Linked DNA regions of Mus musculus: region 2 is linked to region 1. The links are chromatin contacts, found by Hi-C or POLR2A ChIA-PET in ENCODE. All regions are on one chromosome and are shown on one strand. The core of a region is the stretch at or near the end of the contact, and the rest is flanking DNA. Distances in the headings are between cores, read along the strand shown.

The links. A loop is a pair of places that touch in the nucleus more often than their neighbours do. ChIA-PET counts read pairs that join two places held with the same protein, here RNA polymerase II (POLR2A).
Region 2: a map of heart shows a loop between it and region 1 (2.5-fold over the local background). The contact joins the enhancer-like site here to the promoter of Fndc3b in region 1. A Hi-C loop is called at or near these places in 1 of 37 maps with a recorded cell type or tissue (heart). POLR2A ChIA-PET finds 5 or more read pairs at or near these places in 1 of 5 experiments (Patski).

What each region holds. Positions count from the first base shown.
Region 1 is chr3:27,709,192-27,711,891 of GRCm38, reverse strand. Fndc3b (fibronectin type III domain containing 3B) reads left to right here and starts at 1,440. Exons shown (of 26, transcript NM_173182.3): 1 at 1,440-1,546.
Region 2 is chr3:27,630,004-27,632,703 of GRCm38, reverse strand. All of the region lies in intron 2 of Fndc3b (fibronectin type III domain containing 3B), which reads left to right. Among named protein-coding and RNA genes, the nearest start is that of Mir3092, 46 kb to the right of the region's middle. Within about 2 kb of position 1,408, at least 1 of the 3 ENCODE cell types and tissues checked has a DNase peak (open chromatin) inside an H3K27ac peak, as active enhancers do; it is heart, where a contact is called at or near this core.

The sequences.
Region 1 (2,700 bases), core at 191-2,690:
AGAACCCGTGTAAGGTAGACAGGACTTTTAAGTTTCTAAAACTCACACAAAAACCATGGCATGTGTATACCTGAGGTCACACACACATTCATTTTTACAATAGAAATAAAGTATGCCCAAACTAAATATTAATAAAAACTAGAAGGAACTGTCTTTAGTCTTTCGAGTAAAGATGTCTAGCCGGAACTGAAAGGGACAATAGACATTTAAATTTTGGTATCATAAAATTTGCTTATGCAAAATGCTGTGGGAAGTTAAAAGAATAAAAAAAAAATCACTGAAAGATTCTTCTGGGAATTACAATTGGAAAAGGAAATATGTGTTATAAGTGAAAAATAACAAGTCAGCTTTAGTAATTACTGAGCAAATACTGCATTTGCAGTGATGATTCCAGAATCTCATTCAGAGTCTCCCAGTTCTCTTCAGCTCAGACAAGAGAAGCCCCGCTGTGTGTAGCCTGGCTTGGCTTATGGTAAAGGGAGGCCTCGCCGAGCTACCGCGAGCTTGCTCTTGTAGTTGCGCGTGTACTGGGAGGCTTACGGCAGTGGGCGGGGCCCGAATCCCCATGTGGTCCCGACATCATTGACATGGCGGAATCCCCCATCAAACCCTCCTGGTAGTTATTTGAGCAGCGGCGGCGGCCGGAGGAGGCGGCGGAGAGCAGCGGCGGGAGCGGCGCAGGGGACGGCGGGGATCCCGCGGGCGGCTGGCTGGGACGGCGTGGGCGACCCGGATTGCGGGCACCCGGAGCCCCGTTTCAGCCTGAGGGGAGGTAAGGCGTGCGGGAGCGGCGGCGGGCTGCCGGGGGACGTGCCACCCACAGTCGCTCTCGGGTCCCTGCGCTTCGGAGCCCGGCCGGACTCCGAGTCTGCACGAGTGCGCTCCCGGCCCCGGAGCACTCGGGGATGCCCGAGGAAAACTTGGCTGCCGAGTCCCGGTCGCGCCCCGACCGCTCGGCTGCCCGAAGCTCCCGGCCGGGTAGGGGGCGACCCCTCCAGCCCCCGCTCGCTCGGGAAGAAAGCGGAGGATGCGGGGCTCGCAGTTCCCCTCCTCCCCGGGCCGTCGCTCCGAGGAATCCGCTCCCCCGCCCAGATCCCCGCGGCAGGACCGCTGCCTGGGAGGGGGAGGGCGCGCGGCCAGGCCGAGGAATCTTCGACGTGTCACTTTGGGAGGCTGTAGATTTCCATATGGTGGAGGGAGGAGGGCGTGCGTGCGCGCAGAGCTGGGATTCGGGGCTGCCTTGGCCCCCTTGGGGGTGCCGGGCTGTGACCCGGGACCCGGGATGCTCGCGGGGAGGGTCCCTGGGCGACCGGTCGCCCCCGCCCCCGCCGGGGCCTCTTGGGGACACTCCCCGCCCGCCTCTGGCCACCTCTGCGCGCCACGTCCTCCCTCCCCGTCCTGCCCCCTGGGCTCCCCCCGGGCTGGGGGCGGGAACCGGCGGCCGCGGCTGGACTCGGCGAGCCAGGCGGCTGCAGGCTCGGGCGGGGGAGCGGGGCGCGGCGGGAAGCAGAGGACGACCCGGTGCGTGTGGGCCAGCGGAGCGCGGGTCAGTCGGTCAGGCTCGAGGGGCGCCCCTGCCGGGGGTGGGGCGGCCGGGAGACCCAGCGGGTGGAATCCGCGCCCCGAGGCGGCGGGCGGGCTGGGCGGGCCGCGGGGACCGTCTGGTTCGGATGGCAGGCAGGAACGAGCTGCCGTGGGAAGGGCCTGTCAGTCCTCGCGGAAAGCGGGGCCCGGGGCCCGGGGCCGTGACCGCCTAGCGTCCCCAGCGCCCGGCCTGGGGAGCCTGGGGGACTCTGCGAGCGTCCCGGGAGACCTGGCTGGGCCGCCGGGCGGCGCCGCTGGCCGGGCGCCTTCCCGGAGAGAACGGCTGGGGTTGGAGATTTTTCGAATCTCGGCTCCCACCCGGCGATCCCAGACGAAGGAAGCACTGGCATTTTATCCAGACAGTGCGGATTGCAGACTTCCTTAAAAGTTACAACTTTTTATTTTCTTTTCTCTCAGGCCCAGCGTTTTCTTTAAACAAAATGTAGAATTTGGCCGCGATGAGGCTGACGCTGGGGCCAAAAATGCACACGTTTATCTCCATCCCGGCTAGTCCCCCTCCCCCTCTTCCCTCCCAGGCTTAATCATATTTTGGAACTGGCGAGGGCTTTTGTTGGGTGGGCACCCTTGATTGCTTGTCTGTTTATTTTTTAATGTGCAACTAATTTGATTTGAATTTCCTCCAGTTTCCAGGCCTTACTAGGAGAAGCTAGGGGAGAGGGAATGTGCCATTTTTTTTTCTTTTTTTTATAAATGTGGCAAGAGGTGGGGCATTGGGAAAGGGGAGGCACCCTGGTTGTGGCAGAGAGTTAGTAGGAGCAGACAGACCCGGAAGAAAAGGAATCCATTCTGGAATAACATTCTTTTTTAAAACAACAACAAAACAGTACAAAAGAAAGTCAGGTTTTGAGCAAAATTTCACTGCTCTGTTCAGATTTGAGTGCGTGGCGCTCCCGCATCTCCAAGTATCGGCTGGGACCCTGGGAACTTGAGTTATGCCACACAGCGCATGCATGCATAGCAACTCTGACCTGGTTTTGTGACTGGTGTGGGGGCTGTTGGTTCGCTCCTCGTTGGAGGCTGACTGTGGATGCAGTAAAGACTGGGTTCAGTAAATTTCCTGGCTCCCTGGGAGCAGCTGTTGAAGAGGGTAAAGTC
Region 2 (2,700 bases), core at 159-2,658, 79 kb after region 1:
ATGTATGTGCAAAAGAGAATATTCATGCTCTCTCTCTCTCTCTCTCTCTTTCTCTCTCTCCTCCTCCTCCTCCTCCTCCTCCTCCTCCTCCCTCCCTCCTTCCCTCCCTCCCCCCATGTACCCCTTCATTAGTTCTTGTAGTTAGGATCCCTATGTTATTTTCAAGACCTGGCAAGTGACTAAGTGACTGGCTCTGCGACATGAGATCCAAGCCACAATGAGAGTGTCTGGAGGCTTGATTTTTCCTTTGGAATTGAAGTGGGAATCAAGGCTTTTCAGATTCCAGCCCAGGTCTCTGTCGGGTCCCAGAAGTTTTACAAGGAATGATTCTTTCCCTGAGATGGTCAGCAGTTCCCTTTTGAGGTCAGCACTGTGAGAGTTCTGGTGAGCAGCGAACTGGGACTCTTCCTTGAGGGTGTGGGTGAGTGGGCAGGGGCCTCTCACCTCTGCTTTCCTTCCAAACCCACCCTTCATTTTCACTTAAGAGGCGAGTCACAGTAGAGGCAGGTTTGGAGACTCAGGAGACCTCTGTGTAAGACTTGGAACTAGCCAGGGTTCTGGTGGTGGCACATGCCTTTAATCTTAACACTCAGGAGGCAGAGGCAGGCAGATGTCTGAGTTTGAAGCCAGCCTGGTCTACAGAGTTCCAGGACAGCCAGGGCTACAAGAGAAACTCCATCTTCTGACCCCTGACCCCACCGCACCCCACCCCCCCAAGAAATGAGAGAAAAGAAAAAAGACTTGAATATTAGGTGATTTGTTTTTCTTCCTGAATTTGTAATGGTTCCTCTATGTAATGCCAGGCTAAAAACACAAACTGGGTTTTGGTCTTCAAAAGGAAGGGACGTGACCTCTCAGCCACGCCACTGTACCTTAAAAGCTTTCCTCGCTGGTCTTCAGGAGGCCGCAGGTCTTCCGCGGAGGTAGGATTCAGTGTCATGTGGGGTTTGGTTGAACTATCCTACCCTCACCACACCCACTCGCTAGCGGGTTCCTCATTCTCTTTGTTTCAGATCAAGAAAGGGCTGCTTGGACTTTGACTCTCCTCAAGATGTTAATTACATGTTCCAAAATCATGTGTTCTGTTAAAAATCACTTACGCACAGCCTTGGAAAGAACTCTAAGCAGGGAGTTGCTTCAGGGTGCAGAATATTGTTCTGGATGCCTTGGGAAATAAGTCTGGAGAGTTGGTTCATTTACCACCAAGACATCTTTAGTCAGTGTATATAAACAAGAGAAGTCCCAGCGGGCCTGGACATTATTTGTCCCAGATGGAGTTTAAACTTGGCTCACTGTGCTGCACTGATGTCATGGTACATCAGCTGGCCCCAAATTAGATGTGCAGAGAATCAGCTATGTGCTTGTGTGCACTGAGGGCTCGTGGGGAGGAGGGGCAGGGAGGCTGGAAAATCTTTGTCACAGTTTTCCTTTGCACTCCGCAGAGCCTGGTGTCTGTCCTGAATTTGATCTTAGTGCAGAGAGAGGGAGGAATCAGGCGGATTGGTGATGTGCATGTTGGCCTTCGCATGCCAGAAGGTCCTTGTGCTTCTGAGACTAGGAGTGTACCGTGTCTGGACTTCCATCCGTTCCTTAGGGAGGGGGCCCCTGCACTCTAACACAAAAAGGAAAACTAACTGGACAGCATTGTATCTAAGCCCCACCTCCACGGTGACAGGCTTGAACCTGTTGGATGAATTTTTACTGCTATAGCATATCTTCATCCCCAACACTTTAGCTCTGTTTTTTGTTTTTTGTTTTTCCACAGACAGGGTCTTATGTAGCCAAGCCTATCCTTGGACTCACTTTGTAGCCAAGGCTGGCTTAGACCTCCTGATCCTGCCTCCACCTTCCATATGCTAGACTTGGCAGCACACCCAACCTTAAACTTTGTAATCCTAGGTATCCATTTGTATAAACGTTTTTCTCTGGGGTATCCATATGTGTAACTGTTTAGGTCTTTCTTCCACGTATGGTGGGTAACCTATCAAAGAGTTAAGAATGCTTGAAGCATCCTGAGGGATCTGAGTTGACATCTTCAGTGCGCTTTGAGAGGACAGCTACAGTGCCAGGTGCTTCTGCTGTACAGTCTTCCAAAAACCTTAATTATACGTTATGTTATCTCAAACATATTCAAGAGAAATGGCCTTTAGTATCCCACAGAAACTGGACTATGAATATTCAGAGCACAATTATGCAGAACAACCAAGAGTTTTAGAAGCAAATCAAATGTAAATTAACTGATGAAAAGATGAGCCAAATGTAGTATATTTAAAAATGGAATATTACGTAGGAGAGAAAAAGAAATGAATGAGATGACATGGACAGCCTGGACAACTCATTGCTAAGTGAAAGGATTCCTTTGCATTGTGGTATTTTTGTCTTTGTATAATAAGATCCACCGTGAGACCGACCAGAAGTACATGTAAGGGCTGGAGGAACTGAGGAAGATGGGGTGTTGGAAATCTCCTACCATGTTTTGCGTCATGGGTACCAACTATGTGAGTGTACCAAAAATACTTCACGTGCATAAACTGTATGGTATGTTGCTTAATCTCAATTAAGATACTAATACAAAATATCTGAAAGTAAGAACTGAAACACAAAGCAGCCAGATAGGACCCCTCTCCTGGATTCACAAGTCAGCAACCCTTTATTGATGGCTCGCATTATGACAATCTTAGTTAGAAGTGTCTCTAGGCA